2 separate regions of the Homo sapiens genome follow, and region 1 is linked to region 2. Evidence: chromatin loops called from intact Hi-C (ENCODE). Cell type or tissue: B cell. All regions are shown on one strand. Links, peaks and the distances in the headings refer to the core of each region. The heading gives the core; the rest is flanking DNA. Region 1 overlaps WWOX (WW domain containing oxidoreductase). Region 2 overlaps WWOX (WW domain containing oxidoreductase).

What was found. A loop is a pair of places that touch in the nucleus more often than their neighbours do. Peaks named below come from ENCODE experiments on the same cell type or tissue, not always from the same donor. Only the 100,000 strongest peaks of a DNase experiment are listed, where the experiment ranks them.
Region 1: it touches region 2 in a loop (2.0-fold over the local background); 2 of 110 quality-filtered maps call a loop at or near these places.

What each region holds. Positions count from the first base shown.
Region 1 is chr16:79,006,062-79,022,747 of GRCh38, forward strand. All of the region lies in intron 8 of WWOX (WW domain containing oxidoreductase), which reads left to right. Among named protein-coding and RNA genes, the nearest start is that of WWOX-AS2, 510 kb to the left of the region's middle. In B cell, for the core only: no CTCF peak of the experiment used is centred there; a DNase peak (open chromatin) is centred at 7,090; H3K4me3 peaks cover 405 bases.
Region 2 is chr16:78,953,807-78,970,492 of GRCh38, forward strand. The region is part of intron 8 of WWOX (WW domain containing oxidoreductase); the gene reads left to right. Among named protein-coding and RNA genes, the nearest start is that of WWOX-AS2, 460 kb to the left of the region's middle. RefSeq lists enhancers at 13,765-14,265, 14,266-14,766. In B cell, for the core only: no CTCF peak of the experiment used is centred there; DNase peaks (open chromatin) are centred at 7,915 and 8,985; H3K4me3 peaks cover 594 bases; H3K27me3 peaks cover 1,288 bases.

The DNA of each region.
Region 1 (16,686 bases), core at 3,270-11,269, 52 kb after region 2:
ATCAACAAGGCATGGTCACTGCGCTAGGGAAGTCCCTGGTCCAGTGGGGTGAGGGTGGCAGTGGCTGGCAACAAAGACAATGAGCGCTGAGATTGAACTACAGAAAGCAGAAGATGGGGTGACAAGTTTGGCCTGCGGCAGGAAAGACTTCCCAGTCTTTAAGGATAAGTGGCATTTGATGAGTTGCACAAAGAGGAGACCTGTCCTGGGAATGGAGGAGAAGATGTGAAGCGCGGGAAGTCCAGGGACACACAGCCGTGCAGAGACCCGGGGGCCTCAGCAGGTTAGAGTGTCTGCATGGCACCGGCAGAGGATGAAGACAGGGCTGGGGAGGGGCATGGGGTTAGCCTAACAAGGGCATCAGGTGCCAGGTTAGAGTTTCGGTTTCTAAGCTGTAGATAACAAAAATTTCTTGAATGCTTTTAGCCCCTGATCTGAGTTACGCTTTTTTTTTTTCCTTCCATTTTCCATCCAACAGACATTTGTGAGGCACTGTATTTGTTTTCAATTGCTGCTGTAACCAATGATTACAAATGTACCGTCTTAAAAACCTAAATGTATTATCTGACAGTCCCATAAGGCAGGAGTCCAACACAGGTCTCACTCGGCTAAGATCCAGGTGTAGGTGGGGCTGGGCTTTTTCTGGAGGCCCTAGAGGGCAGCTTGTACCCTTGCGTCTTCCGTTTCTTAGAGGTTGCCCATCTTCATGGACTCAGGGTCCCTTTCCTCCATCTTCAAAGCCAACAGCACCTGGCTGAGTCTTTCTCATGCTGGCATCCTTCTGGCTCTCTCTTCAGATTCCCTCTTCCGCTTTAAGGACCTTTGTGATAGTTTTGCACCCACTGGATGACCCAGAATCATCTTCCTCTTTTAAGATCAGCTGATTAGCAACGTCAGTTCCACCCACAATCTTCATTTCCCTTTGTCGCGTAACCTAACATATTCACAGGTTCTGGTGAGTGGGATGGGGGTATCTCTAGGGGACCATTATCCAGCCTTCCACAGGCACTTTGTCACAGGCCAGGCGCTATGCCAAGCAGAGAGGTCACAATAGCAAATGACACAGACAAGATCCTTGCACTTCCAAAACTTATGTTCCAGTGAGGGTGAAGGGCGTTGAAGAAGTCAACGAGAAAGTCAAGTTTTTACAGTAAGTGTAAGTTGTGTGGGTGAAATAAAAAAGGTTCTTTGCTGGAGAATAACAAAGGGAGGGACTTACATAAATAGAGTAATCAGGGGAGGGCCCCTGAGAAACTCTAAAACATGAGGAAAGGGCTCATGATGTGAAGAACTGGAAAGGTGTTCCAGGCAAAAGGAATGGCAAACACAGTGGCCCTGAGACACTCAGAGAAATCACTCAGGCTGCCTTCGAAAGGATGTATTGGAGAAGATGAGGCCAGGGGATTGTTAGTAACTGTTGCAAGGATCCGGGAGAAAGATGATGAAGGCCTTGTAGGGCAAGCTGGATAAGAGCACCCAAAATATCCATAACCGAATCCCCACTACATAGGCATGCTACTTTATATGGCAAAAGGGAATTTGCAGAAGCTAAGCACTTTAAAATTATTATCTCCTTAAACCTCACTGCAGAGTTATAAGGAAAGCACTGTTATCAGATGAAGAAGTAGATTTCATCAAGTGACTCACCCGGTATCATATAGCTGCTTAGCGGCAAAACCAGGATGTGAATGGAGAGCTCTTTCTCGGATACCAAAGCTATTTAATATTTATCATTGACTAATAATGGTAGAGAAAGTAATCATCATAACCTCTGCCCTTTATTAGTCACTCATGGTGTCACAAGCCCTTTACAAAGCACTGTGCATGCAAATGATTCCTCATAACAACCTTGGGAGGTAGTTACTTTCATTGTGTTAGCTATCTCTTGCTGTGTAAGAAATTACCACAAATTTAGTATATTTGTTATCTCATAGCTCCATAGGTTAAAAGTCCTGGTTCAGGCTGGGACTTCTGCTCAGGGTCTCATGAGGCTGAAATCAAAGCGTCAGCCAGGGATGGGGTCTTATCAGAGGCCCTTGGTTATTAACAGAATTCATTTTCTTGTAACTGTAGGACTGAGGTGCTTGTTTTCTTGCTGGCTGTTGACTGAGGGCCCCTTGCAGCCCCTAGAGGCTATTCTCAGGCTCTCAGGCCCTATCCACAGATGACCTCACAACATGACTGTTGGCTTCTTCAAGACTGAAGGAGGCTCCCCCATGCTCTGAGTCACTCTCTTCAGTGAGGGCCCAGCCCCTTTTAAGGGCCTAGCGATTAGATCAGTCCCACTTAGGATTGAATCCCTTTTGATTAATGCAAAACCAACTGCGTTCAGGCCTCCATGACATCTGCGAAATTCCTCCCCCTTTGCTTGGTAGCCTAACTCACTCAGGGGGGCAAATTATCCCATCATATTCACAGTTGCCGCCCACACTCAAGAGAGGGGATTCTATAGGAAATGGAAGTCTTGGGGGCCATCTTGAATCCTGACTACCATAGTCTGTGAAATCCCCATTTCACAGATGTTGAAACTGAGACTTAGAAGCATTATGCACCATGCCAAAGGCCATGGAAGGACAGAGCTTGGGCATGCTCCCGACACCAGGTCATACTGATGTCACTCTCCCTACTCCCTTCACTCCCTCCAGCACCTGGCCTTCACCTGAAGGTGCTGACCTTGCTGTTTGTTGGTTTCAGCAAACAAAGGGAGATCACAGCACCTGTCCCAGGCCTTGTCTTCCAGCCCCACAAACGTGCACCTGCAGCCGGAGACCAGGGGGCCCCGATCAGGTGGCAGGGCCTTTAATTGGAGCCACGTGTGTATAATGAGCAGCGCACACACACAAAGGCGAGCTAAAAATGTCTCCACCCTTCTAAATATGGGATGCCTTGGCCAGGTATTGAGTCAGCTCTGTGACGCCAGTGCAATTATCCCGATTCAGCATCAGATTTATTCACCATTAAACATGTTCTAACTTGATTGCAAACAAGCCTTGTATTATTTAGAGGGATCCACGGAGCTGGCAGAGGGGGCAGAGGTGTCCGCAGGCCTCCTGCCCTTCCAGGCTTAATGGATGATCATCTTCCCTGCTAAAAAGGCCCATTCACTAGGTGAGTGATGTGGAACTGTTTAATGAAAGCAGGAAGATGATGTGAATGCCAGTTCACTTGAGTGTTACAAACGGTTTGGGCACTATAGCCTTAAAGTTTCTCCTGCTCTTTGCAGATGAATGAAGGGGCGCTTTCTGGAATCTTTGTGGCTGGGGCTGCTGCTCTGCACTGCTGTGGCTCTTTTTCACAAATGCTTATGGAGCTCTAACTGGGGGCAAGGAACTGTGCTACGGTTGGGAAGAGAGGAGTGGGCAAAAGGAGACACTGGGGCTTCTGTGACTTTAGAGGCCCATCATCAAATTTTCTTTTTTTTTTTTAGATGGACTTTCGCTGTGTCACCTAGGCTGGAGTGTAGTGGTGCGATCTCGGCTCACAGTAACCTCTGCCTCCTGGGTTCAAGCGATTCTCCTGCCTCAGCCCATAGGCACATGCCACCACACCTGACTAATGTTTGTATTTTTGGTAAAGACAAGGTTTCCCCATGTTGGCCAGCCTTGTCTTGAACTCCTGACCTCAGGTGATCCACCCACCTCAGCTTCCCAAAGTGCTGGGATTACAGGTGTGAGCCACCGCTCCTGGCACCCATCAAATTTTCAAAGGAAGAAATGGAATGGTGCAACCATGGTACATGGGAAGGAGGAGGGGGACACACAAGACTGTACCTATCATGGGGGCTTCGACCTCATCTGGGAAGGTGGTTGGAGAGAGTGAGTCCTGACCTGAGCTTTGGAACTTATCAAGTTGAGAGAGAAATTTGATAATTTGTCTATTAACGTGTGACCTTGGGCAAGTCATTGACCTTCTCTGAACCTCAGTATCCTAGGACTTCAGAAGCGAAAGGAAGAATAATGGGTCTTGAGTATGCCTAGAATTGAGCAAGCTGCTATGCTTGCAAAGGCCTTGGCCAGCTGCTCACCCACCATGTCCCTCTGTTCCCACTCCACCTTACTCATGCCTAGACTTCTTGCTTTTTAAAAATAATCCACCCATGAAACAAGTGTTTATTTACAAGGCTGGCTTCCCCAGGAGGCTTTCACAAATGCTTACCGAGCATCTGCTGTGTGCCAGACAAGAGTGAGGAGCTGGGGACTCAGAGAGGAGCAGACGAGGGAGACACTCACATTAGAGAGTGGCGTGTGCTGAGGGAAGGTGCCTCAGGCGACAGATGGGACCAGGGCCTTTAACTCAGTGGCAGCTTCAGAGACAGATCTGGAACCCCAGGACTCAAAGGACCTATGTTTGCTAATCAAGTGAACACGGAGGACCTGCCACTGGGCAGGGCATCCCTGACCAATCCACAGGTGATGGCGGGACAGCTCCAGGCCCTGGGGATCCCCCAGGGAATAAGCCAGATTAAAGCCCCTGCCCTGTGAGGTGTGGCAAAGAAACAGACAATTCATGAAATAAATATATGATAAATAACATATGAGAAGGCAGGGAGTGGTATGAAACAAATCAGGGAAGGAGGAGACGGAGAAGTTGGAGAAGACAGTGGATTGTTTCTCTGGGTGGTCAAGGAAGGCTTCCAGGCAGAGGAGGTTTGGCCATGGGTACCAAGGGGTAGAGATGGGAACCTTCCAGGGACATGGACCCGATGCTGCCAGCAGAGGGGAAACCATGGCCCTAAGGGCAGAGCACACTGGGGCGGGGGTGGGGGTTCAGTGACAGTCTGGTGGCCTGTGTGGTGAGGAGTGCGGGAGATGGGAACAGAGAGCGAGAGGGCAGACGGGGTCATGTTGTGTGGGACCTCGGAGGTCCTGCCATGGCTTTGGTTTCTACTTGGAGAGAAATAGGGAGGTTTGGGCAGGCTCTGAGTAGAGGAGTAGCACGATCTGGCTTACGATGATTTCTAACATCTCACCATCTTTACTTCTGTATATAAATATATGATAAGTATACCTTTATATATGTGACATGTATCTTTACATATGATATGTATGGTTACATATCTACTCACTCACACATCCACACACACACACACACACACACACACACACACACACACTTTTTTGGAACCATTGAAAAGTTGCAGACATCATCACGGCTCACCCTGAAATTCCTTAGCAGGCATCTTCTGAGAATAAGGACATTCTTCTATGCAACCATTTCACATCCACACTAAGAAAATTAACACTATTACGTAGTATTATCTAATATGCCCTCTACATTCAAATTTTCATGTCTCCAATCCTGCCCCCTTTGGAACTTCTGTTGGTGTTCGATCTGGAATCTGAGAATTCCCTTGCATTTGGTTTTCATCCCCCATAGTCTTCCTTTTTTTATTTTTTATTTTATTTATTTATTTATTTATTTATTTATTTATTTATTTATTTATTTTTTGAGACAGGGTCTTAATCTGTCCCCCAGGCTGGAGTGCAGTGACATGGTGATGGCTCACCACAGCCTCAGCCTCCCTGGGCTCAGTCGATCCTCCCACTTCAGCCTCCCAAGTAACTGGGACTACTGTGATGTGCCACCATAGCCAGCTATTTTTTTTGCATTTTTTAGAGATGAGTTTTTGCCGTGTTGCCGAGGCTGGTCTCAAACTCCTGGGCTCAAGCTATTCACCTGCTTTGGCCTCCCAAAGTGCTGGGATTACAGGCATGAGCCACCATGCCCGGCCCCCTTTTTTAAAAAACAAAAAAACAAAAAACTCTTTTGTGTTTTAGAAATGGGGTCTCACTATGTTCTTCAGGCTAGTCTTGAACTCATGGCCTCCAGTGATCCTCCCGCCTCAGCCTCCTGAGTCACTGGAATTTCAGGCATGAGCCACTGTGCCTGGCCTCTGTCAACTTCCTTATCTAGAACTATCTTTTTCCTCTATTGTTTTGTCCCTCACTTCTGAATAGTTCAGGGATCCCTCTGGCTACTGTGTTGAGAATAAAGTGTCAAAGCCAACAGTGGAAGCGTGGACACTGGGTAGGAGGCTTTTGCAGTGCTCTCGGCCCGCGCTGTCCAATAGAACTTTCTGCAGTGATGGATGTCTTCTATCTCTGCCCTGTCCAGTATAAAAGCCACAAGCCACATCTGGCTGTGTGGCACTTGGCATGCAACTAGTATGACATCTTAATTTTTCTTTTTGAGATGGAGCCTCGCTCTGTCACCTAGGCTAGAGTGCAGTGGTGCAATCTCGACTCACTGCAACCTACACTTCCTGGATTCAAGTAATTCTCCTACCTCAGCCTCCCGAGTAGCTGAGATTACAGGTGTCTGCCACCACGCCCAGCTAATTTTTGCATTTTTAGTAGAGATGGGGTTTCACCACATTGGCCAGGCTGGTCTCGAACTCCTGACCTCAAAAGTGATTTGCCCACCTTAGCCTCCTAAAGTACTGGGATTACAGACAAGAGCCACTGCGCAGACGGACATATGAATTTTTAATTTGATATCATTGTGATCAATTTGAAGATCCACATATGGCTGAGGGCTACTCTAATGAGTGGTGCAGCTCCAAGGCAGAGAGATGGCTGTGATTAACCAATGAATGAGGGAACAAATATCCAGGCAGAATGAATAGTCTATGGAAAGGGCTGGAAGTTCCACAAAGCAGGACGTATACGTGCCCTTTTTTCCTCCCCTGGTGGCCAGCCAGCCCCTGAAACACAGCAGGTATTCGGTGCAGCCTTCTGTTTTCTTCCAGATCCTTTGACTCCTGCCCCACCAACATGGCCCGTGGCAGACTGGGCTGCTGTTTGTAAGCCTGGCTGAAGAAAGGCATCACAAAGAAAATGCCACCAGCAGGCTGGGTGTGGTGGCTCATGCCTGTATTCCCAGCCCTTTGGGAGGCCGAGGCGGGTGGATCGCCTGAGGTCAGGAAGAACCTGGGAGATTGGAGGTTGCAGTGAGCTGAGATCGTGCCACTGCATGTCAGCCTGAGCAACAGAGCAAGACTCCGTTTCACAAAAAAAGGAAATGCTACCAGTGAGCAGGAAGTTGGTGGTCCTCCAGAATTGCCCTGTTGAGGGTATCTCCCTGCCCTGGTCTGAAAGCTGCCACTTGCCGCCCACCGCACAGCCCCAGGGCTTTAGCTCACTGTGCAGGAAGAGGCCTTCCTCTGTGCATCCTCCCACAGGGTCGAGAGTGAATGCCTTGCCTTTAAAAATAAAATGCATACGCCTGTCCTCATGCGCTCTGATCTGCCAGCAGGCTGTGCTGGGGAGTGGTGAGTAGTACAGGGATGTGTCTGACCCCAGGAGAACTGCCCCGATCCCTATCTTGTCTCTGCTCAGTTCTGGTAACTCTTTTATCTTCCCTGGAGTTATTTTTTTCCCTTCTTTGTTTCTCTTTTTCTGTGTGCTCTTCTAAGAGTAAAACGCATGTCCCCCCATGAAGTCACTCAAAGCTCAGGCGTGTGCAACAGGGACAGCAAAAGCACACACAATGATGGCCAGAGACACTGCTCAGTGTACTGTCTTCCACCGGGACAGCCCACTCACCAAGGGTTAGGTCCTGTGCTGCCTGGGTCCCGGGTCTCCTCGGAGGTCGGTTTGCATCACGTGGATACACTAATCTACCCAAGTTGACTTGGAGAACCAATCTGAAATCAGATGGGAGCTCCCGGAAGCAAAGCAATTGCAGGTTCATTTGTTACTTTTATTGTCTCATTTCTTCTTATTTTTTTAGCCCAATTGCCTCCTACATGGGGAAGGTTGGGGTCCTCTTTATTCTACTTTTCATTCTCGCTCTGCCGCCCTCCCAGGTGTTTGTAATCACATATTTTTCATTTGGTTTCCGGGTCCAGCGACAAGAACACCAGAAACACCTCCTCCCCAGAGAGGAAGAGAGGATGCTCCGCCGCCTGTAAGGATTTTTTGCTCTCCTCCTTTTGTCAGTTGGCATGCGATATGCTTCTCAGGCAGTAATTTAGAGACTGTCAATTCCTGAGAGCCGCTGGGGAACTGAGCAATCGTCTGCATTTCGTCGCTTTAGCCCGAGCTGGGTCTTTGAGCTGGCAGAGACCAAGATCTTTTTCTGGGAAGGGATGGTCCTATTTAAGGAAGGCCCTGGATTTTGTCAAGTTTGAAAGGTTTTCAACATCTTCCCGAGATGGTGGTCATGGGAGTAGTGGTTAGGGTGGTTATGACGCATGGGACGGGAGAATACCATGCCCACCCGGTGATTTATACCAAAAGATGCTTTCCTGGGGTGGTTCTGCTGGCAGTCGGGCAGTGACATGTTATTAATGTTTTCCTGTTTTCTATTGTCCCCGAATGGAAAAACACTGTGGAACCTTTAAATTTTCTCAAGCTGTCTATGTTTTCCTGGATCGTCCCTCAATTTTCCGTGGTATGAAAAATGTAAATGTTGCTACATTCAGTTCAGGGAAATCCAGCCGTTGCTCCAGATCCTTCTAAGATTTTTCAATTCCAGAGATGTTTTCACCTGGAAGATTCCCCAGATTTGGCAAAAACAACCCAACTCCTAGCCACTGCTTTTTGAGCAGCTACTCAGTGCCTAAGACTTTGAATAGTTTATTAATCATGTGTCACTGCAGCAAAGGGGACATTTCGGCCCTGATTTCAGAGATGAAAGAACCAAGGCATAGAAATTGAGTCACTTTCTGGAGTGTACACAACTAGTAAGTGGATTCGAGTTAGTTTTGCTCTATTCCAAGGCTACTTACTATGCTATTTTTGGTTTCCTACTTTTGTTCAACTTATATTTATCTGATTATCTGATTCTCTTTTACAAGCACTTAGTGAGCATCAGCTGTTTCAATGAGCATTTATTTACTGATACCTGTGGTGGCACCCAGGAAGGACTAGGAATGCTCTGTGATATGTAGGAGAAGGATGTATCCACTGGGCAAAGGTACCTGCGAGGGATCAAAGATGGAAAGGCAGAAATCCAAGGACTACGTGTGACATGAAAGGGGCCTTTCTCCTGCTGTCATCCTGAACCTCTGTCTTTCAAATTTGGATGTGTCGGGGGCCACAGGACACTACTGTGCATTTGCCTGTGATTTGCCATTGGGTTGGAGTACTTCTCCTGAGTTTCTGCAGTGTTCTAGGTATGGTCTTAGGCCCTGGAATAAGACAGTGTAGGAAACACAGAAGGTGCCTGATTTCCTGGGCCTAGCTAAGGGGAAAAAGCGAGACAATGGGGTCAGAGGAAGCTCAGCTGAACAGATGAAGTTGAGATGAACAGAATTCCAGTGCCACCATGATTTCCAGCCGTGTGACCTTCCACATGCTTTTTGATTTTTCTTGAACTCACTTTTCCTTTGTTTGCAAAATAGTAACAATATTTTCCTTCCAAGTGATGGTGAGGATTTAAGAGTTAACCTGAGTGTCTGCTGCATAGTAGGTGCTCAATAAACTATAACGTCTTTATTTCTTTTCCTTCCAATGAGAAGTCACTTCCTGGAGGGAAGCCACCTCCAGGAACAGTCCTGGTTCAACTCATGAGGAGGGTCACTGGTTGGGTTCCATATTCATATCTGCAACCAGAGTTGGAAGCACACCACTGTGGGATTAGTCATGTCCCTAGTCCCTGTCTCCGTATATTTTCTCCTTCTCTTATTAGTTTATCTTTTCCAAAATGGGCTGTTTCGTCTCTGATCCTGATTTATTTTTATTTTAATTAAATAATTTATTTTTCTGAGACAGACTGTCGCTCTGTCGCCAAGGTGGAGTGCAGCGGTGTGATCTTGGCTCACTGCAACCCCCGCCTCCCGGGTTCATGTGATTGTCCTGCCTCAGACTCCCGAGTAGCTGGTACTAAGGCATGTGCCACCACTCACAGCTAATTTTAGTATTTTTAGTAGAGACAGGATTTCGCCATGTTGGCCAGGATGATCTTGATTTCTTGACCTCGTGATCTGCCCGCCTCAGCCTCCCAGAGCGCTGGGATTACAGACGTAAGTCACCACGCCTGGCCTGATCCTGACTTAGTTACGGTTACCTCTCTTTGTATCTCTATATGTTCTCAAATTCCAACCTGTCTTTGTAATCCTCTATTTAAGCTATCGATTACCTCCAAAAGGCCCTGAATGTTTCAGAAAGAAAGGATCTACTGGCAGCTTCTGAAGGCTTCTGTAATACCTTGTACCCCAATGAGTACAATGAAATCATTAGGGGTTCTTTCCTCTCCTTTGGAATGAAACTGCTGCTTAACTTTTCTCCCACTGATGAGATGCGGTGATGCTGTCACAGTTGGGTGGTTGCTCCTCCTGCAGTCTTCTTCCCATTGCATGTTCACTCTCTTCCCCACTTGCCCACGAGCAGCAACTCCTGTTTCTTGTTTTTTTCCTTTTCTTTTTCTTTTCTTTTGAGACAGAGTCTCGCTCCGTCGCCTGGGCTAGAGTGCAGTGGTGCAATCTCAGCTCACTGCAACCTCTGCCTCCTGGGTTCAAGCGATTCTCATGCCTCAGACTCCTGAGTAGCTGGTATTATAGGCGCACGCCACCATGCCCACCTAATTTTTGTGTTTTTAGTAGAGATGGGGTTTTGCCATGTTGCTCAGGCTGGTCTCAAACTCCTGACATCAGGTGATCCACCTGCATCGGCTTCCCAAAGTGCTGGGATTACATGCATGAGCCATCGCGCCTGGCTAGGAACTCCTGTTTCTGTTTTTATCCTCTTCCCAAGTCTGCAGGCCCCGCCTGGCCCACCCAGTCCTTCTTAGAAGATGATGACCTCAACTACTGCTTTTTAAAGAAGACTGACGTCGTGTTAACTGAGTTTCGATAACGCCCCTCTGTGTATTTTCTCATCGTCTTATTATGTTTTCCAAAATAGGACCTGGGGTCGAACTCCTGACCTCAGGTGATCCGACCACCTCGACCTCGAGAAGTGCTGGCATTATGGATGTGAGCCACTGCCCCTGCCCTAGATGGTATCACCTTCAAAGCTTAATTAGGAAGAATAATATGAGCACTGAGTGTAACTCCAGGTCGGGTATATTATGTCCCTCTGTGTTCTCTAGCTAGTTATCTATCCATCCATCTCTTGCCTTGTCCACAGAAGTTACAGGTAGGCTGCCGGGCGCAGTGGCTCACGCCTGTAATCACAGCACTTTGGGAGGCCAAGGCGGGCGGATCACGAGGTCAGAAGTTGGAGACCATCCTGGCTAACACAGTGAAACCCCATATCTCCTAAAAATACAAAAAATTAGCCAGGCATGGTGGTGGGCACCTGTAGTCCCAGCTACTCGGGAGGCTGAAGCAGGAGAATAGCGTGAACCCGGGAGGCGGAGCTTGCAGTGAACCGTGATCGCTTCACTGCACTCCAGCCTGGGCAACAGAGCGAGAATCCATCTCAAAAAAAAAAAAAAAAAAAAAAAAAAAAAAAAAGAAAGAAAGAAATTACAGGTAGGCTAGAGCACGGATGAGCAAACTGTTTTTATAAAGGACCAGAGAGTATATATTTCAGGCTTTGCAGGCCCTATGACGTCTGTCACAATTCACTTCTGCCTTTCTACTGCAAAAACAGCCATGGACAATTCATAAATTAATGTGCATGGCCGTGTTCTGATAAAAGTTTATTTATAGACACTGAAATTTGAATTCCATATGTCATGAAATTATATTTTTTTGATTTTTTTTTTCATAAAACCAGTCTAAAAAAGCCATGGGTTATTTTGTCATGGCACGTTTTGATATGAATATTTCCACCCCCATTATTTGCATAACAAATTACAGATTATCCAGAACAGGTGGGCTGTACATAAACAGGCTGGTGGGCTGGATTTGTCCTGTGGACTGTAGTTTGCTGACATCCAGGCTAGATCCTTAATATACAATGAAGTAGTAAAACACATGTAAAAGTAAAAAGCAGGCGAAATAGAATAAAATACACATTTGCACACCACAGTATCCAAAAAGGTTATGTACTGGGGCTAAAGATTTGGCTTGGAGTTTCCTGGTAGTCAAGGCAAAAAAGGGAAACAAAACTAGTTACAGAGTTTCTCGGACCTATGAGCAAAAGGATTTCCATTTCTAATCGGAGGCAGAGGTATCATGGCCTTCAAGAATCTTCCGGTTAAACACGGTACTGAAATTTGATTTTATTGTCTATCGTTGAGTCCCTAGTTATTTTGCCTTTACCAAGGCTAGTTGCAGAGTATTTGTTCTAGTATGTAAAATCAGCAATCAGCCATTTTCTGGTCATTGTAATGGTGTAAATTATATCTGACAGTTGTTAATTAAATACCTACTCATGCTTTGGAGCCAAAGCCAAATAGTGCTCTGTAAACATTATGATTTGTCAGTAATCAATGTGATTTGTATAATTTGTGAGCAATCAGATACTTTATCCAAAAGCGGATTATTGACCTCTGTGCCCATCTTGGGAGAAATTGCCACTTGGTCTGTGTCTACACAGACCCAAGAGGAGAAGGGATTTGACAATGGTCTGATTAATTGAATCAGTGGTTTGGGGGAGTGGGCTGTCTGTATTGATCCAATTAAATAGATAATTGTCAGAATCGAGGTCATGTCTATAAGACACCACCATTTCAAAGCCAAAGAGATTGTTTCAAACATATCATGCTCACCCCAATCAATGTGGGCCGCCTCCTCCACATGAAATCAACCAGAAAGTGATTGATTCTGCAGAGCCATAAACCAGGGTCTTTCCTATTTTCGGCAAGTGGTTCTGTGCTAAATACAGTGCTTTGAAATTTTTGTTCCCCATAGACCCAAGGATGATGATTCATTATGCAAATAATGGGGATAGAAATATACAAATTGAATGTTAGGGCTGGGCGTGGTGGCTCACCCATGTAATCCCAACACTTTGGGAGGATAAGGTGGGCGGATCGCTTGAGCTCAGGAGTTGGAGACAAGCCTGGGCAACATGGCAAAACCCCATCTCTACAAAAAATTTTAAAAATTTAGCCGGGCAGGCATGGTGGCTCATGCCTGTAGTTTCAGCTATTCCGGAAGCTGAGGTAAGGAGGATCGCTTGAACCTAGGAGGCAGAGGTTGCTGTGAGGCAAGATCACACCACTGCCTTCTAGCCTGGGCAGCAGAGTGCGACCTTGTCTCAAAAAAAAAAAAAAAAAAAAAAAAAAAAGAAAAAAAAAAGTTGGAATGACATCAGACTCAAAATGTGTCACTTAGCAGTGGGGATGCAATTCTGAGAAATGCATGGTTAGGTGGTTTCATCATTGTGGAACATCATGGAGTGCACGTACACAAACCTAGATGGTGCCGTCTACTACACACACACTTAGGCTGTATGGTCTAGCCTCTTGGTCTTAGCCTACAAAGCTATGCAACGTGTGATTGGGCTGCGTACTGTAGGCAGTTGTAACAGTGGTATGTGTATATCTCAACATATCTAAACATAGAAATAGTACAGTAAAAATATGATATTATAATCTTTGGGACAGCCATCATATATGCAGTCTGTCATTGACTGAAAGTTGTCATGTAGCCCATGACTATCGTCTCTTTTAGGGGAAAAAACAAAAGCAGAAAGCAAGCAAGCTGGTATCCTGCGTATCTGTGAGCTCAGGAAGCAGCTGCATGTGCATACTGGATAAGCAAGGGAGACTCCAACCCCGGGCTCTCTAAGGGTGTAATTGTTGCAGGCACACTGAGGGGCAGACCTCTGGGTCTTGGTTAGTGGTCCAGAGAGGGAAGAGAGCAAAGGTAGAAGGCTTGAGTTTAATTTCTGCATCAGACTCAAAACCCAGCTAATCTTTTCTAGCTGGTCATTTCAACCTAGCTGGTGATTTCAGGCTAGTTAAGCAACCCCTCGGATCCTCAATGTTCTTTTCCCTCTAATGGGGGTAAATATACTTAATTCACTGGGTGACTGCATCCATACCAAGCACACAGCCGTGATCAGTTAGCCTCTCACTTCTCTACTAATCCCCACTGTGGGGAAGAGCTCATCATTAACATGCCTTATCTGACATGTGGCAATAACTTCTGCCTTTCTTATGTCATCTGCATGGTTGCAGTGGATAGTCACTGGACAATTGATGAACAACTACTACATGCTAGATCTCTCCCTGGGGAGAGTGCTTGTCTTTGAAACAGTCAAAGGAGGAAGGAAGAAAAGAGAGGCAGAACAATTATAATAAAGCAACTTAACCCATTGAGAGACATAAGGATGCTGCAAGGCGCAGTGCTGGATGGAGAGGACAGTGCCTGGGGCAGTCATGGAAGACTTCTTAGGGAGGTGACTTTTTAAGGGGTTTTGTGATCAAAACTATGGAGTCTTAAGTCCAACCAGTGGTTATGAATTCCGGCTCTGCCACTTGCTATAATAGCTGTATCACCATGAGCGATAACTTAACCTCTTTGTGGCTCAGTTTCTTCATATATAAAATGGGGATCATGATAGTCTCTGTCCCAGGGGAGTTAGGAGGATTAAATGCAACAGTAATCCAACCACAGTATGAAAAGACAGGCTAGCACATACAACACAATCTATAAATGTTTGCTATTATTGTCATCCTTTTTATTAGTATATCATGGTACAAGTTTGCTGGGTAGAAAGATGGCGATGGGGAAGGGGACATTTCAGGCCAATGTGATAATAAAATCAACAGACAAAAGAAGGGAGAGTGTGGTGAGTAGGATAAAGCTCTGTACAGATGCAAGGGGAAGGGTGTTGATGTCAACACGCATGCAGCTTCCCACACGTCGTGTGGATTCTTTTCTGTGCTCTCCATTACGGAATCTCCCTGAAAATAAGTGGTCACTTTGAGGTTTGATGGTTTAATTCTACCACAAAAGTATAAAAAGCAGGCAGCCTGCTGTTTATAGATTTTTTTTTAAGTGAGGGAGTATGTTAATGAGCTTAGATTGTCAGGGAGCTAAGGGGATTCTTGACATCAAATTGTGGGTAGCTAAATAGGTCACCCCAAGTTATTCAGCATGGGTGGAAGACCAAGAGGATACACAAGCTTCAAAAAGTTTTCAGGGAGAGCAAGAGATGTTCATTTACCTCATTCAAAATGGAATCTTTAATGCTAGTCCAGTGCTTGGCCAGTACAAGGCCATTATATATTTGTTGAATGAATGAATTCGTGAATATGTTTATAAAGACAAGGAAACGCCATTCTGCAAATCTACATGCAGTAAAATAGTTTTTCAGTCACTTTGCCTTCATTTGTTTGACATTCTTGGAATATTTGGGCTCTACAAGGTGCTAGGGTAAGGCACGCAGGATGCAAGATTAGCGAGATATTGTCTCTACTCTCAAGAAACTCGCTTTCTTTGGGAATCATCACCTGTTTTTGTGTCACGGACCCCTTGGGCATTTGGTGCCCTTTGCAGAATAATGGTTTTGAATACATAAAACGCACGGGATCACAGAGGAAACCAATCATATTAAAATACAGTTGTCAAAATATTAACTCATGGGATCTAGTAACAAATGTTCTTCCTTCTTAACCCATTAAAGAACACAGCTCATGGTCGGTCCATTAACTACTAATTATCAAAACAGTGGGTGAAAACGATGTTTGGAAATAGCTGCGACTCTCGCGTGATAGGAAAATATCTGTGATTTCGATTGCGACAAACACACAGATGCTTCTCACACGATCGCAGTGCATTGCCTAAATGACAGTAATGCTAAACTCCAGTCAGATGTTAGTGAAAAATAAAGATGTAACATTTTGGCCATCTGTGTACACCCCCTCTTTCTAGGGTTCCAGCCACAGACCCTCAGATTAAGGAGTCTGCACTAGCTTGTAGCTTGTTCAATCACACATACACACAAAAAGTGCCAGTTATAAAGGAGCAGGAGGTTTTCTGGAGCCAGGATGAGCTGGGACCAACACCAGCAACTGTATCACCCAGTTCACTGAGAGTTAAAATCACCCATGTGACGTTCTCTCTGCAGGCACATAGTAAGTGCTGGATAAATGATAGGGATTGATATTGACCAGCTTTGACACATGAATAGGAGAGGGTTAGGCAAAGACAAAGAGAGATGGGGATGCCAAGTACCCTCTGGGCAGAGGAAACCATGAGTGCAGAGGCACGTAGGCCTGAAACAGGCCAGAAAGCACCAAGCAATTTGCTTTTGCTGGTGAAGGAGGTATAAAAGGTAGAGTTGCAAAGACTGGGGATGGAGCTTTAGGCTGGGATCAGCGCCCAATGGGCTGGGATGACAAGTGCTTGGGGCACATTGGCAGCTGCGAAAAGCTCGCTCTGATGCCTGTGTGGGGACAGATTTTGGGGGCAAGAGGACTCTCCAGCAATCTGTGGCAAAAAAAAAAAAAAAAAAAAAAGTCCCGCTTGTTATCAAGCCTACTGGCTTATCTGTTATTTCTTGGACATGCCCCAGTCGCTAGTAAATAAAGCTGTCTACTTTACATTTTGTCTCTGTGCCCTTTTACAGCCTTTTCTCGGAGGAGCTGAGTCCCATTATATTCCGAAAGCATATGTTCCCGATGATTGCTCATTCTCTTTCCAATAATATCTTTGCAGGACAAAGAGGAATGGGGAAGGGAACATACTTTTAGGATGTCAGTCCCAGTTTTAATTACAAGTGTTCCTGGTTGTGGCATTCATGTAATTGGGGGCTGATTTATGCCAAATGATATGCACTGATGTAAGGGGCTGGAGCCCAAGAGGGAGGGGAGGCCAAGAAGAGGCAGTGGCCCCCCACC
Region 2 (16,686 bases), core at 3,564-11,563:
GTTCGCAGCTGGGCATGATCGAGCCACTCTCCACTCTCCTGTAGCATTTTTGGGCTTTGAGTTTATTTGACACTTTTCACTTGCTGCCTTATATTGCGTTTATTTTTATTAATTACTTCAGTAGTCATTTACAAAATGCTGCTGAATCCAAGTCCCTGTGCAAGATGCTGCAGGAGACAAAAAGATGAACAACACGTGGTCTTTGCTTTCATAGGTTATTTCTCCTCTTCCATAGCAACACATGTCAAGGCAAGGACCATATCTTATTCAGTTCCTAGTCATCTTTTCTTTCTTTTGCTTTTTCTTTTTTAAATTGTTAAGATCTGCCATAAAAATGTCTGTCAGAGTAGGCATGATTGCATATTCTTTAGATGGATGGGTGGATGGATGGATGGATGGTTGGATGGTTGGGTGGATGTATGGTTGGATGATTGGATGGATGATGGTTGAGTGAGTGGGTGGATGGATAGGTGGAAGGATGAATGGATGCATGGCTGAGTGGATAGAAGGTGGATGGATGGAGGGATGGATGGTTGGATGGTTGGATAATTGGATGGATGCATGGATGTTTGGGTGGATGAACAGATGAATGGATGCATGGATGAATGAGTAGTTGGATGGATGGATAAATGATGCATGGATAGATGAATGGTGAAACTTTTATATTTTACTAAAAATCTGCATTGATAGCCTAGTGGCTTGCTAAAAATAAGGGAGCTGCCCAAATGCCCCATTTCCTTTATATACTTGTGGAGCAGCAGCGAAGGCCAAGCCAGTGCCAGGGGCTGGAAACAGACACATAAATAAGAACAAATAAGATACAGACCTGACCTCAATGATTTTTTGATATAGAAGCATAGGCACATAAATAAATTCCTGTAATGGGAGTCTAGGGTGAGGGGTGGTGGGTGCCATAATAAAAATTATATAAAGTGCTATGGGGAAGCAAAGCTACATGACCAATTTGTTCTATTTATTTATTTGTTATTATTATGTTTTTTGAGACAGAGTCTCGTTCTGTCACTCAGGCTGGAGTGCGGTGGCATGATTGTAGCTCACTCCAGTCTTGAGCTCCTGGACTCAAGAGATCCTCCTGCCTCAGTTTCCTGAGTAGCTGAGACCACAGGCACGGGACACCATGCCAGTCTAATTTTTAAATTTTTTGTAGGGACAGGGCCTCACTGTGTTGCCCAGGCTTATCTCAAACTCCTGGCTTCAAGTGATCCTTCTGCATTGTCCCCCACAAAGTATTGGGAATGTATTCTTTCCTGATCAGGAAACTCCGCAGAGAGAAAGTGACAGTTGAAGACTATATTGAATTTTGGCCCACAGGAAAAGGAAACTTTGCTGTTAGGGTCACCTGGAGGAGAGACTGCAGGGGTCAGAGATCAGGGCCATATGCTAGAGCTGCAATGTGGGTGCTCAAATGATGTTCAGTGCATCTTCACAGATGGACCTCCACATGTCCCTCATGCCCTAAAATAGATATTCTCCACAGCTGCACATACAACAACGTCAGTGAAATCCGTTGAGAGGAGCATTGAGGAGATGAGTCAGGTGTGCCGCAGCACTCAGGTCAGACTTGAGGCAAGTGAGAGGTGTGAGTTATTCAGAGTCCCAGAGAGCTTGGGCCAAAAGAGATTCTATTTTTACTGGAGCATGTGAGGGTGGATCACAACTAGGATGGCGCGAAGTTCACCTCGTGTAAGCACACCAGGCTGCAGGGATAATAACTGCACTTTTTAAAACCAGCAAATCATTCATATTTACTTTATGAAACCTCTTTTAACTTTATTTTTTATATTTTTTTTATTTTCTTGTTTCTTTTTATTTTTAAAATTTATTTTTGTTTTTTTTGTTTTGAGACAGGGTCTTGCTCTATTGCCCAGGCTGGATGGAGTGCAGTGGCCCAATCATGGCAGCCTCAGCCTCCTAAACTCAAGCAGTTCTCCTGCCTCAGCCTCCCGAGTAGCTGGGACTACGGTTGTACATCACCACCTCTGGCTAATTTATTTTTTGTAAAGATGAGGTCTCACTATGTTTCCCAGGCTGGTCTCTAATTCCTGGCCTCAAGCGATCTCCCATCCCCCCTCAGCCTCCCAAAGTGCTGAGATTACATGCATGAGCCACCATGCCTGGCCTCTGGCCTTCTTTTCACTTTAGAAAAAAACAAAAAACAAAAAACAAAAAAAAACACAAAAAAAACTTTTTTTTTTAGAACTGTTTTAGTTGGGGAGCCAAAATTGAGCAGAAAGTACAGAGAGTTCCCGTATACCTCCGGCAGAGCCCTGGCTCACTATCTACATCCCCACTAGATCCATGTATTTGTTTAGGTTTTGGGGGTTTGTTGTTGTTTTGAGATGGAGTCTTGCTCTGTCACCCAGGCTGGAGTGCAGTGGCACCACCTCAGCTCACTGTAGCCTTGACCTCGAGGGCTCAAGCAATTCTGCTGCCTCAGCCTCCTGAGTAGCTGGGATTATAGGCACATGCCACCATACCCAGCTCATTTTTTTTTAATATATATTTTTAGTGAAGGCGGAGTTTCACCATGTTGGCCAGGCTGGTCTCTAACTCCTGACCTCAAGTGATCCGCCCATCTCGGCCTCCCCAAGTGCTGGGATTACAGGCATGAGCCACCACTCTAGGCCTGTATTTGTTTTAATTGATTAATCTACAATGACACATCATCATCACCTAAAGTCTATAGGTTCATTAGGTTCACAGTTGGTGATATATATTCTGTGGGTTTTCACAGACATGGAATGACATGTATCTATCATACATCATATATTGTATCATATCATATCATGTCATATCATATCATATCATACCGAATAATTTCATTGCCCTAAAATACCTCTGTTTTCACTTTTTAATCTCTTTGTGCACACATCAAAAATTCCTTTTGTGTTTTTGAGTTTCAAAAGTGTGCCACAAACAAGAAATTTGGGATCTGCTGAGCCCAGCCTCAGACCTGTAGGGGAAACAAAGAGGGCAACAGGAGGTCACGAAGGCATGCTGTGCCCACTTTTGGAAATTGTGAAGGAGAGTGTCTCAAACATGTAGGCTTGAGCCACTCAAAATTCTGGGAAATAGGATGTTTTGTAAAGAAAGTTTGCTACTGTCACTTCTGAGTAGTTGCAGTCCCTCCCAGTACGTGGGTATCTTCGGTGAGAACAAATTTCCTGGCAGCTTGAGGACTCCGTGTGTTATTCACATGCTTTATTTAATAGACTTGCCTCATGTGACTTTCTATATCATCCTTTGTGTCTAAGTGATTTGCACTGGGAAGATAGTAAACGCTCCCACTTTATATGCAGAAGGTTGAAAACACCATGAGTGTTGCAATCTGAGGTATCTGCCCTTAAAGAAGCAATATTTACTGAAATGCAGGGCACACGACTTTTCCAGCAAACCACACCGCCGTCCTTTTGTGTGACGAAATAATTATTTTGAGATACCGACATGCGTGACGACCAGATAATTATCTGAGAAAACTTAGCATCTAATGATGCTGTTTTGAGATCACAAGAAAGAATTATATTAGCTTGAGCTGAATTGTTCTTTTCCCCCTGTCTCTCTTTAGTTGTAAAAACACCCACAAATGTGAATGCTTCAGGCCTGAACTTGTCAACAGCCAGTGGCTCATTGTAGACATAGGGATGTCGCCTGTGTTTGGGGCTGAGACACCAGAACAGGTGTTCTGTGGGAACTGAGAATGTCTACTGCTGCACACCTTTAATCTCGGGTCTTCTTTCTGGTGAAATACCCGTGATTCATAACTCAGTCACGTTACTGAGGTATGTCTCTTCGGATAGATTCTATCTCTAAAAACTACAGATTCTATCTCTAAAAACTTAAGTCAAGGGATTTTCAAGCAGTTGTTTGATTTATGTATGTGAACCTCTCCGTTAGGAGAAGAACTTTTCTTTGGCAAACACCATAGGAACGGAGACCTTAACAAAAGAATTAGGACTCTCTTGTCCTGTTTTAATCTCAAAGCTGTCCCTGCGCTGGTGCGGCTGGCCCACTTGTGCCTTTGTGAATTTGCAGAGAAGAGGCTGGGCGTGGGGGGACACATGACTAATCCGCCCTTTCTTTTGTTTGTGCAACAACTCAATTCACTGTCACCACATCAGCACATTTGCTGCAAATCTCAGTGCCCTCTCACTTTCGTTTTATTTAATGCGTTTCTACATTTTCCCAAGGCCACATGAGCTGTTTTCTGGCGCGTGGTATGCCTGCCTCAAATAACTAACATTGCCTGGGTCTTGGAATCTGAGCCTTCATATTCTCCGATATATTATTTGGTCCTATTGTTCCTTAACTTGCTCATCATTCACACGGCGAAGGAAATTCCATTTGGTCCTTTTAAGACCGCCAGACTAGCTGACTTAAACACTCAGCTCCAGCTACTTCTGAATATTTCGGTTCTTTATTGAAATGGTCCTTTTAATGTCATCTTTAATTTAATCAAATAGTGTCATCAAAATAACATTTACTCTATTACTGAAAATTCACTGCATTATTAACTAGTGTAACTAGACAAAAAAGATGGTACAAACCCCCATGGAAATATATACTTACTGTAAAAATGGATAGAGTTCATGGATGTTCTATATTTAATTTGCACTTTCAAAGTACTCTCTATGGAGAGGTTTTATGGTTCTGAAATAATTTAAAAACACACTTTACTACAATCCATAGCAGGTAGTTTTGCCAATTTGGGAAGTTATGGTGCCTTGCAGTTTCCAAAGTAAGCTGAACAGTGTTTTTTAACAGTGCTGCCCCTCTCTCCCACTAGAAATGCGAGTCCATCCTTTTACCAAGTGTGGTACAACAAAGGTTTCTCTGGTTTTCTTTTGGTATTCTCAGACAACTGAAATATAAATTACATGGTATGTGCAGGTATCACCAGGATGCAATTAGTTTGATGAAATATACCAAGTCGTCAATGCCACTTTGGATAGTTTAATCTGAAAATAGGACATGGTTGGGGTAGTGGGCACAGGGGAAGGAAGGTTATGTAATTTTAAAATTCTTCCTTTGATTCAAAAGAAAAAAACATGTTTGTTGCATTCAACTCCATAGGGTGAGCATAGCTTAGTGGGGAGAGATTTGGACTAAAAAATAAGAGTTCTGGGTTCAAGATCTGAGGTAAATTATTTGCTAGGCCTTAGTTTCCCATCTGTGAAAAAAGGGAGTTCTATAACAGCAAGACATTTAATATTAAAATAATGTAATGTTTTTAAAAATGCTTGTCTACCCACTTTTTCTTGAGATTAGTAAGACCATCTTCCAATTAGAATGTTTATCCGAACTTACCGCTAGGTATTTCCTTGTAGAGTATGAAAGTAAAATATCAATGGGCCATCTCTACGTCAAGGTTCTCGTTCTTCTCATTACTGAGAAATTATGTTCCTGGAATAATATTGTACAGACTTAGAAATAAGGGCATTGAACTTAATTCATTTATTTTTCAAAAGGCATGTATTTTTTACCTGTTGCTATATCTGCTGCCAGCCAAGTGCTGTGCTTGGCCCTGAGAAAGCAAAGAGAGATAGAGATGTCCATGTTTTGGAACTTGACGTCCATTAGGGGACATAAACATTTGAAAAGATAACACTAACAAGCTAATTCAGGTATGATAATAAAAACCTTCACAGGGTTAGCCATCCATCTATCTGTCCATCCATCTATTCACTCATGCATTCATCCACCTGTTCATCCATTCATCTGTCCATTCATCCATCTATCCATCCATCTACTTCTAGGTTGTGAGAACCCGTAGTATTGACTCTCAGTGTGATAGGAAGGCCAGTGTCTTGGTGAAAGATCAAAGAGCTCATCAAAATTTGTCGGATAGACTGCAGGCTCAGACACTGATGAGACCCCCCTGCAACTACCACATCAAAAGGCCTAGGAGCCTTTCCATGACCAAATGCCCATATTGATGAATCCGAGACAAGTGAGGGAAAGATGTCCTCTGTCGGTGTTCTGAACCCTGTGGAAATCATACGGGGAACTATAAAAGATCCTGATGCCTGGTTTTCTTCTGGAGAGTCTGATTTAATTGGATAAGGATACAGCCTGGGCATCAAGAGTTTCTAGATGACCTAAGTAATTCTCATTTGCAACCAAGGTTGAGAATAAAGGGTGTGTATAAGGTGAGAGACTTCTGGTTAACTAAAGGAAATACCAATGACATTTGTGCTTTAGGTCTACCAGTTAGTGGGTATTGGTGCATGGTGGGACAGACTAAATGGCTACAGGTCAGGGTCATTGTCAAAGAGTGAGGGATAAGGGGTTGTGCTGTGGCTCAGAGGCAGAGTAGACTGAGGAAGAACAGCTAATTCCAGAAAGCCATGTTGTGGTGTAAAAGATAGTACCTGACTTGTAATGTCTGACACCAAAAATGACCTTAATTTGGGTCATAGGACAAAGACCTCCCCACCTCCAGCTATGAAAGACAGAAAATGATAGGACTAGGCTTCATATTTTCTAGCGTAACGTTTGGCTTGTGGTATATTCAAAACTAAGTCCGTGTTTGTTGCTGCTGAGTGACTGGGCTGATACTACCTGTCCTTCAGCCATCTAGACTTGCTCTCTACCATCCTCAATACTTCATATGAAAGGAGACTGTCACTTCATGAAAATCATTTATTTGCTTTAGCTTAAATCTACTGGAGATTACAACTGCCTCATTTTGTCACCTTCTTACCCCAGAAGGAAATATCTCCACAAGAGAGCAGGTATTTATTGAGTTATGACTGTCAGGCATGGAACAGATCCATTGGTCAGAAATAAGGAAATTGTCTCTACCTTCAAGGTTCTCACAGTCTGGAGGGAACAGAGAGCCATCAGGGACAATAGGTCCCTGTGCCATCAGCTACTGGGATGTATGACTTTCCAGTAGAGGTACACAGCACTTGTTCCAAAAGGAGCCTATGTAGCTTTGGGAGTTCTCTATTTAGTCACCTTATTTTTTTTGTCTTCTTGTTAAACTAGCATCCTGTTTTACTGAATCTCTGCCTCAGTTGCTTTATTTACTGTATACATACATAGCTCTTTTGAAGACTTGATGTCAAAAGTAAAGAAGTTCAGAACCTACGGGGCTTGCTTTGGGTCCCAAATTATCTTAGCTTTCTGGAAAGAGAAGAATCTATAATGTATTCTCCATGGAGTATCTTTACTCACTTGTGATGAGATGTCTGTAAAAGTAATCAGCTCCATACATCTGGGCATGATGACCCTCAGGCCCTTGAGACTCAGGTGTTCTCAGCTCATGGTGCAAGTTCCCCTGAAAGAAAGACTCAAGCCAAGCATTCAATGGTTATGTTCCAGATCATAGTCTCCTAAAAGCCAGGGGTCCTTTATGCAGGGATGGTGACATCAGAAGTTAAAAGGTCTATGCAGATTAACGAGGAAAAATGAGGGAAATTACTGTAAGGTTTTTAAAACATGATAGTTATATATGAACTGATGATTATATAATTGAACATGCCTAAATTGATGTAGTTCTCTGTAAAACTAGTTGGTGTAAGGAAACTTGGTCTTTGACCATCAAGGAGGTTGCAGTTTGTGGCATGGCACAAAGATAACACTCAGCAGATATATAGCTATGGGATACATGGATGGATGGATGGATGGGTGGATGGATGGATGGATGGATGGATAGGTAGATGGATGGATGCGTGGGTGTGTGGAATGGTGGGTGGTAGGTGGGTACATAGATGGATGTATGGATGGGTGGGTTGGTGGGTGCATGGATGGGTGAGTAAGGGGGGATAAATGAAAGGCTTGTTCTTCTGAAGGGACTCTTTACAAAGAGTCTTTGATCTTCCAGCTTCACGTGCAAGAGAATCCCCAAGGTGAGCTTGTTAAAATAAGCATATTCTGGGTATCACTTCCTGATTTTCTGGTTCAGTAAGTCTGAGGAGGAACTTGGGGAACTTTATCTTTTAAACAAGTACCTCAGGTTATCATAGTAGTCTTGCTGTCCTGAATCTTAATGCATCTCTATTTCTGCTACATCTTCCATGAAGTTGATTTTGCAGAAATCATTCTGTGGTTCCACATTGACTGCATCCAAGACCTATTGCCTTCAGATTTACATCAAGCACAATTTGGCAGGTATTAGGGATGGACCCAGCAGCCAAGTCTTTGTTGCCTTAAACAGATCCCTTGTCTCTTGTCAGGACCTCCTTCCAGGCTGCTCCTGAGCAAGTCTGGATGTGACTTCTACCTATGATCCAGTGGGTTGGGCCATAAAGGAGCTTTGGAAAGGGACAGTCTTAGGGTGAAAAAGAGGGAGAGGCTTGCCATCTGAACAGGAATCTCTCCCAGAGGAGAGAAGAGAAGCCTAGGCTTTAATGAGGACAGCCACCCTGTGGATGACTTTCTGTGTGATGTTATGTGGAGGTGGCTTCTTTTTTCTCTATCCCATTAGCTGAATTCTGTGCCAGAAGGAAGAGATTTGGAGTCAGCAAGGCATCCTTTTTTTTTTTTTTTTTTTTTTTTAAAAAAAAAAAAAAAGAAGGAATGTGATTGTGAAGGAAGCAAGAAAAGGCCCAAAGGCTCTGGACAAGGGCTAGGAGGCTGAGGAGTTTTACACATTCATAATTTCCTTGTAGGCCAAGCTTACTCTCAGGGATGACAGTCATTTTCTAAGAAAGTGAGATTGCTTCACATTGCATTTAAAGGCTTAAATAATGTATTCTGTCAGACAATTCTCTGAAATGGTTTTCCAAGTGAATGCATCAGAAAGTGCCCAGAAAGAATGCCTGGCACAGGAAGAGGAGGGCATTCAGAAAATGTGAGCTGCTTGCATCAGAATCTAACTTGAGATGTATCATTCCTACGGTAAGGTGCACACACATTAAATGTACAGTTCAATGAACTCATACTTATTTATACAACTGTGTAAACACCACTCAGATCAAGACAGAGAACATTTCTAACACCTCAGAAGGCTCATCTGTTCCCCTTTCTAAGCAAGAAGTACCATCAGCATTAAGAGGTAACCACTATTCTGATTTCTATCAGCATAGTTTTCTGTTCCTGAATTCATATAAATAGTCACCCAGTACGCATTCTTTGCTGTCTTGCTTCTTTTACTCCTCATTAGGTTGTGGGATTTGCCCACGATATTTCATTCTTTATTGTCATTCTTCTTTCTCTGCCACTGCCATCCTACCAACAGTTTGTATTATGAAAAATTGCAGACGTACACAAAAGTTGAAAGAATTGTACTGTAAGTACTCTGATATGCACCACCTAGATTCTACAATTAACATTTCCCTCTATTTGCATCTCTATCCATTTACCATTCCTCTTGTCTATCCATCAGTCTATCTTGATTCATTTCAAAATAAGTTGTAGGTCAGGTGCAGTGGCTCACACCTGTAATACCAGCATTTTGAGAGGCAGAGGTGAGAGGATTCCTTGAGTCCGGGAGTTGAAGACCAGTCTGGGCAACATAGTGAGGCCTTATCTCTTCAAAAATAAAAAAAATTAGCTGCCCATGGTGGTGTATGCCTGTGGTCCCAGCTACTTGGGCAGCTGAGGCAGGAGAATTGCTGGAGTACAGGAGATTGAAGCTGCAGTGAACTGTGACTACACTGCTGCACTCAACTTGGGCGACAGAGTAATACCCCGTCTCAGAAACAAAAACAAATAAACAAACAAAAAGCTAAATAAGTTGCAGACAGCAGTCGCTTCACTCCTAAACACTTAAGCAGGTGTGTCATCCTTGAATTACTGAATTAGAGTTCAGTATTTGCTTATGCTAGTTATGTTAGTGGTATGCTTTTTAAAAATAATTAAGGTGATGTCATGATAAGGCTATTAAGAGCCAACATGCATTGAGTATGGACTTTCTGCCAGACATTGCACTATGCACTTAACACACAGACACATATTGTTTTTTCCATTTTAAGATACAGAAAGTGGGCCTTAAAGGTGCTACTGACTTGCTGATATGCTTTGGCTGTGTCCCCACCCAAATCTTAACTTGAATCGTATCTCCCAGAATTCCCACGTGTTGTGGGAGGGACCCAGGGAGAGGTAATTGAATCATGGGGGCTGGTGTTTCCCATGTTATTCTTATGAAAGTGAATAAGTTTCATAAGATCCAATGAATTTATCAGGGGTTTCTGCAGTTTTTCTCTTGCCACCACCATGTAAGAAGTGCCTTTCACCTCCACCATGATTCTGAGACCTCCCCAGCCATGTAGAACTGTAAGCCTGATTAAACCTCTTTTTCTTCCCGGTCTCAGGTTATGTCTTTATCAGCAGTGTGAAAATGGACTAATACAGTGAATTGGTACCAGTAGAGTGGGGCATTGCTGAAAAGATATCTGAAAATGTGGAAGTGACTTTGGAACTGGGTAACAGGAAGAAGTTAGAACCGTTGGGAGGTCTCAGAAGAAGACAGGAAAATGTGGGAAAGTTTGGAGCTTCCTAGAGACTTGTTGAATGGCTTTGCCCAAAATGCTGATAGCAATATGGACAATAATGTCCAGGCTGAGGTGGTCTCAGATGGAGATGAGGAGCTCGTTGGGAATTGGAGCACAGGTGACTCTTGTTATGTTTTAACAAAGAGACTGGCAGCATTTTGCCCCTGCGCTAGAGATTTGTGGAACTTTGAACTTGAGAAAGATGATTTAGGGTATCTGGCCGAAGAAATTTCTCATCAGCAAAACATTCAAGAGGTGACTTGGGTGCTGTTAAAGGCATTCAGTTTTATAAAAGAAGCAGAGCATCAAGGTTTGGAAAATTTGCAGTCTGATTGTGCGATAGAAAAGAAAAACCCATTTTCTGGGGAGAAATTCAAGCTGGCTGCAGAAATTTGTGTAAGTGGCAAGGAACCTAATGTTAATCTCGAAGACCATGAGGAAAATGTCTCCAGGCCATGTCAGAGACTTTCACAGCAGCCCCTCCTATCAGAGGCCTGAAGTCCCAGGAGGAAAAAATGATTTCATGGGCCCAGCCCTGGGTCCCTGTGCTGTGTGTAGCCTAGGGACTTGGTGCCCTGTGTCCCAGCCACTCCAGTCATGGCTGAAAGGGGCCAAGGTATAGCTCAGGCTGTGGCTTCAGAGGGTGGAAGCCCCAAGCCTTGGCAGCCTCCATGTGGTGTTGAGTGTGTGGGGGCACAGAAGTCAAGAATTGGGGTTTGGGAACCTCTGCCTAGTTTTCAGAAAATATATGGAAACACCTGGATGCCCCAGCAAAAGTTTGCTGCATGGGTGGAGCCCTCATGGAGAACCTCTGCTAGGGCAGTGCTGAAGGGAAATGTAGGGCTGGAGCCTCCAGGCAGAGTCCATACTGGGGCACTGCCCAGTGGATCTGTGAGAAGAGGGAAAGTGAACTAAGCTCTTTAAACCTCATATGTTTCCATCAGTAACATGGGAACAATAGTAACAATTCCACAGAGATAGTATTGATGGTTGAACAAGATGTTTAAATCACTAGTAAAATTTGGCCAGACACGGTGGCTCATGCCTATAATCCTAGCACGTTGGGAGGCTGAGGTGGGTGGAGCACCTGAGGTTAGGAGTTCGAGACTAGCCTGGTCAACATGGTGAAACCCCATCTGTACTGTAAATACAAAAAATTAGCTGGGCATGGTGGCAGGCACTTGTAATCCCAGCTACTTGGGAGGCTGAGGCAGGAGAATCACTTGAACCCGGAAAGTAGCGGTTGCAGTGAGCCGAGATGGCACCATTGCACTCCAGCCTGGGTAACGAGCAAAACTCCATCTTAAAAAAAAAAAAAAATGCCCGCCTTATTCAGATACACAGTCTAATGCTTTCCACTAGAAGATTCTGGCACTGTTAGCATCTCTGGCATAAACTATGTTACTCAACCCAGTTCTGTCGTCGTCATTTTTTTGTGTTGGCTTTGCCCTTCCCGCATTGTGACTTGATCCCATTTAAGCAGCAACCTCTGCACACACAATCTTTTCTCTGTCCTTCACTCAGTGATGTTATAATATCTAGAGGCTTATTGATTATTTGTTTGATTCTATTGTGGGCACAGGAGCAGTTCTTAGATTAACACTATTAGATTTTCCCAAGCAGTATTGCCGTGGTTTATACAATTGGACGAAATGGGTGATCTAATTTGGACTCAATTTGCTCCAAAGTAGAGTTGGAGGAAGGAGATGCTGTGATTTGGTTCTGCACCTGAGAACAAGAATGGAAAAAGTTATCTCCAGGTGCTATCTGTGTGCCTCATCAATTTTGGATACACTGTGTGACCAGCTCTGAGGATTCCAAGCTTTTTTGCGTGGCTTCTTACCTATCAGCTAAAGAACCTAGCTTTACTTATCCAACTTAGATATTAAATCCCATGATATAATTTATTTTTCCGTGTGAAATATCTCAGGAACAAAAAAGTCAGGTTGAGTTTTCTAAAGGCACTGGTTTAAGAGGCTATAGGTTAAGAGGAGATAACAGACATGCTCAGAAACAAATCATTTCCTGATAGCTGTTTCAGATGGAACCAAATGGAAAACAGTGCTTCTTTCCGTTTACTGTACACCCCCTATCCTGGCATCTAAACATATTTGTAATCATACTGTCTATAGAAGTTTTGGTTCTGCTTTTGACCTTAACACTAAAATACCCTTCCACAATATTATAGGCTTTTCATGTACATCGTTTTTAAGATGGCTATAAATTCCACTTAGTGGCTATGACTGTAGTTTTTTTTTTAACTCTTCCCCTAATAGTGAAAATTTAGATTGTTTCTAAATTTTCCTTACTATAAGTAAGGCTAAAAAGTAACATGTGAATGTTTTGAATCAATAAATATAGTATGTATTAATAATATTGAGCTATTTCTTAAGATTACATTTTCAGAAGTAAGATCACTGAGTCAAAGGGTGCACACTGTTTAAAGGAGCTTAAATATATTGCAAAACTCTTTTCATGGTCTGCTGATATCACTGAAAATGGAGGTCTGGATTCAAATCACATGTGCCAACTGTTCTACTTTGGCAGAATTACCTACTGCTTTGGGCCTCGGGTACTAAATTTGTGAAATGGGAAAAATAATAGTTCCCACCTCATAGAGTTGCAGTGGAGATTGAATGAGTTTGTAGATAAAAAGCGTCTGCGTTGTGTCTGGTACATGGTAAGGGGTTCGTAAATACTGAGTTATTTCTTATTAACATTTATTATTGTCTCCACTGGAAGAAGAGCCTGTAGAATATGCAGACTATTCAAATGCTTCCTTTGGTCCATTGTTGTCCTTTCTTTTCTCTTCTAGAACTTTCCCCATAGTCATGCATCTGTCCCTGGGTTATCTGATATGTGTTTCAGCCTGTTTTCCCAAGTTTACCTGCCTCTCTGAGAAGCCCATCAGCCCTGAGAGATACCTGGAAGGAAAGAGGAAAATGCGTGATTCAAATCATGTTGCAAGTGGATGAATCTAGCCCCAAACAACTGGGAGGCAACTACTCCTGCCTGCCGAGGCCTTTTTTTTTTTTTTTTTTTTTTTTTTTGAGACTCACTCTGTCACCCAGGCTGGAGTGCAGTGGCATGATCATGGCTCACTGCAGCCTCCCGGGCTCAAGCTTTCCACCCACCTCAGCCTCCTGAGTTGCTGGGACCACAAGTATGCACCAACATGCCTGGTTAATTTTTGTGGTTTTTTTTTTTTTTTTTTTTTTCCTGCTGAGATGGGGATTTCACCATGTTCTCCAGGCTGGTTTCAAACTCCTGAGTCCAGGTGATCCACCCATCTTGGCCTCCCAGAGTGCTGGGATTACAGGTGTGAGCCACTATGCCCAATACCCCCTATGTAGACTTTTAAAGAAATACAGGAAACAGCCAAGACTGGTGTCATTCAGATTTAGCTTGGGAGAGTCTAGTGGGTGTTAGGTTCCCACAGGATGAAGGATCACCATGAACGGTCAGGACCTGACTTAGGAGGACTCAGAAGCTGGAGACTGCAGAGGATGGCACAGAGTTCCAAATCTTTGGGGTGTGTAAGAGTAGGAGAGGCAGGATGGGAGAGGATGGGAGTGATGCCACATAAATCAACTCTGTTGCAGCCTCCGGGGCCACATCAGTAGCTGCAGGAGGAGGAGGGAACAGGGAGACAGGGAGCCTTTCTTCCTTTCCTCACCCCCAGTTCTGTGTTTATACTTCTCATTTAGCCCATACCCCACTATATTAAAAGAAGATGTATAAGTGTATGTGTTTAATCTACCATTCCTTGTGGCACAGTGCATGGTCTGCATGGCACAGTGTGTGGTCTGTATGGCACAGTGCATGGTCCGCATGGCACAGCGCGTGGTCCGCGTGGCACAGCGCGTGGTCCGTGTGGCACAGCGCGTGGTCCGCGTGGCACAGCGCGTGGTCTGCGTGGCACAGTGCGTGGTCTGCATGGCACAGCACATGGACATGATTCATACATGCAAGTGAATGAGTGAATGGGCGATTTCCAGACTATCCAGAAACTGTGCCCCATAGTCCTACCCGTAGGAATCCAACAGGGAACTGTCACCACCGACCCGAGGCAGGAACCATGTGCTCTGAGCCCTGGCCATTTTGTGTAGATGGAGATAAATTGTCATTGCTAATTGCCAGAGACCAGGTCCTGGTGGTAGCCAAACTGTTCCCTAGGGAGTTCTCACCAACCTTGCAAAATGAGATGGCAGTCTTCATCGTGGATGCAATTATGTTTCATTGTTAACCATCACAAGCAACGGGACATTATGATGACTGTTATAAGTTGGTTTCACATGTAAACTTTGACCTCAGAGCAATGGGGCAGGCTTTTCCCAAGGACCCTGTTGAGAGGTTCATGATGGTGACAAAAAGCACAAGCCCCAGCTGCCAAGGAGGCTGATATCGGGAGAGGCAGAATGTGTCTTTTCTTTCTTCTTCCTCTTCTTCTTCTTCTTTTTGAAACCATGCTCATTGGTTTTAGGAATCATTAGCATGGTGAAGATTAAAGCTATTGGAGATAGCACAGATTGTTTCATTTTATTATGTTCAATTGGATTGGATCCGAGCCATTTGCAAAGTGCAGTATTACCATAAGAAGGGACTTGGAATGTTTGTCACATAATACTTCTTCATGGAGAAGGCAGTTTCTTAAAGAAAAAAAAAAAAGACAACTTGAAATAGCACAGCTTTTTTCCACTTTCAAATGTATAACAAAATAGAACTTTATATTTCCAGATGGACTGCCTGGAACCCGGGGAGTGGCTCAGCTACCAGGCTCCAGTGGCCCTTGTCTTGTTATTTCCTCCATTAGAGACCTGGCGTATAATTGTGGGAGGGAGAAGCCAGTGGAGCAGTCAGGGGACTCCCTGGCTGTTTCTGTGTCTGGTCTTATGGGTCTGGGCACTGAATTCAGTCACAAACCCTAGCATGCTCCTTTGCTACCTCAGGGGACAAAGTCAAGAAAATAACACTAGGATTGCCACCCTGCTCTCTCTCTCTCTCTCTTTTTTTTTTTTTCTTTTTGAGGAAGGGTCTCTCTCTGTCACCTGGCTGGAATACAATGGTGCTATCTTGGCCCACTGCACCCTCCATCTCCCTGGTTCAAGGGATTCTCGTGCCTCAGCCTCCCGAGTAGCTGGGATTACAGGGGCACATGCCACCATGCCCAGCTAATTTTGTATTTCTAGTACAGACAGGGTTTCACCGTGTTGGCCAGGCTGGTCTCAAACTCCTGACCTCAAGTGATCCAACCGCCTCAGCCTCCCAAAGTGCTGGGATGACAGGTGTGAGCCACCACACCCAGCCACTCTCTTTCAACTAGAACAGTTCCTCTCTTCTTTGTTGCATATTTTTGTATTTCATGCAAGGTGCTGTTTATGAACAAGGGAGTTTCCTGCAGCTTTAATAAAGAAGAGAAAAGAAAAGAAAGAAAGGAAAATTCGCATGTTGAAAACATTGTACTAATCAAAAAAGCCAGTCACAAAGGACCCTATGTTATATGATTTCATTTACATGAAATACCCCAAAGAGGCAAATCTGCAGAAACAGAAAGTAGAGTGGTTGCCAGGGGCTGGGGATGGGGCGTGGATGGAGGCATTTGGGATTAACAGCTAAAGATAGCAGGATTCCTTCTAAAGCAATAAAAATGTTGTAAAGTTGATTGTGGAAATTCTTTCACAACTCTTTGATTGTACTAAAACTTTGAACACTTTAAATGGGTGAATTGTATGGTATATGAATCATATCTCAACAAAGCTGTTAAAAAATTGTATGAAAACTGTGATGGGATTCAAGTAGTCTAACGCTCAAATTTCCCAAGTGCCCTCATTTAAGTCTGGACCACGACAGGAACCCAGATGTGGCCTGAGTAGCACATCGTGGAATGGGCCTGTCACCTCTACCCCACACATCCTCCTGCTGTTAATGCCCCCTTTGAAAGCCATTAGCTCTTTTGATAACCACAGCACGGTGTTGGCTCTCAGTTAGAGACTCAGATTTATCCCTGCCCGAATCATTTTCTTTGATTCTCTGCCCTTCCCCACTACAGTGTAAACTCCATTTGGACTTTCTCTAGTTCACTGTGAATGGTTTTTGAATAACATCAATTAGCATAACCTCATGCCCAGCATCGTCCTTATTGTTGAGAGCACAGCAGTGACAAAGGTGCAACTCTTGCTCTTGAGCGATCACAGTTTATTTGGGGAACCTGGTACTACCTAATAAAACC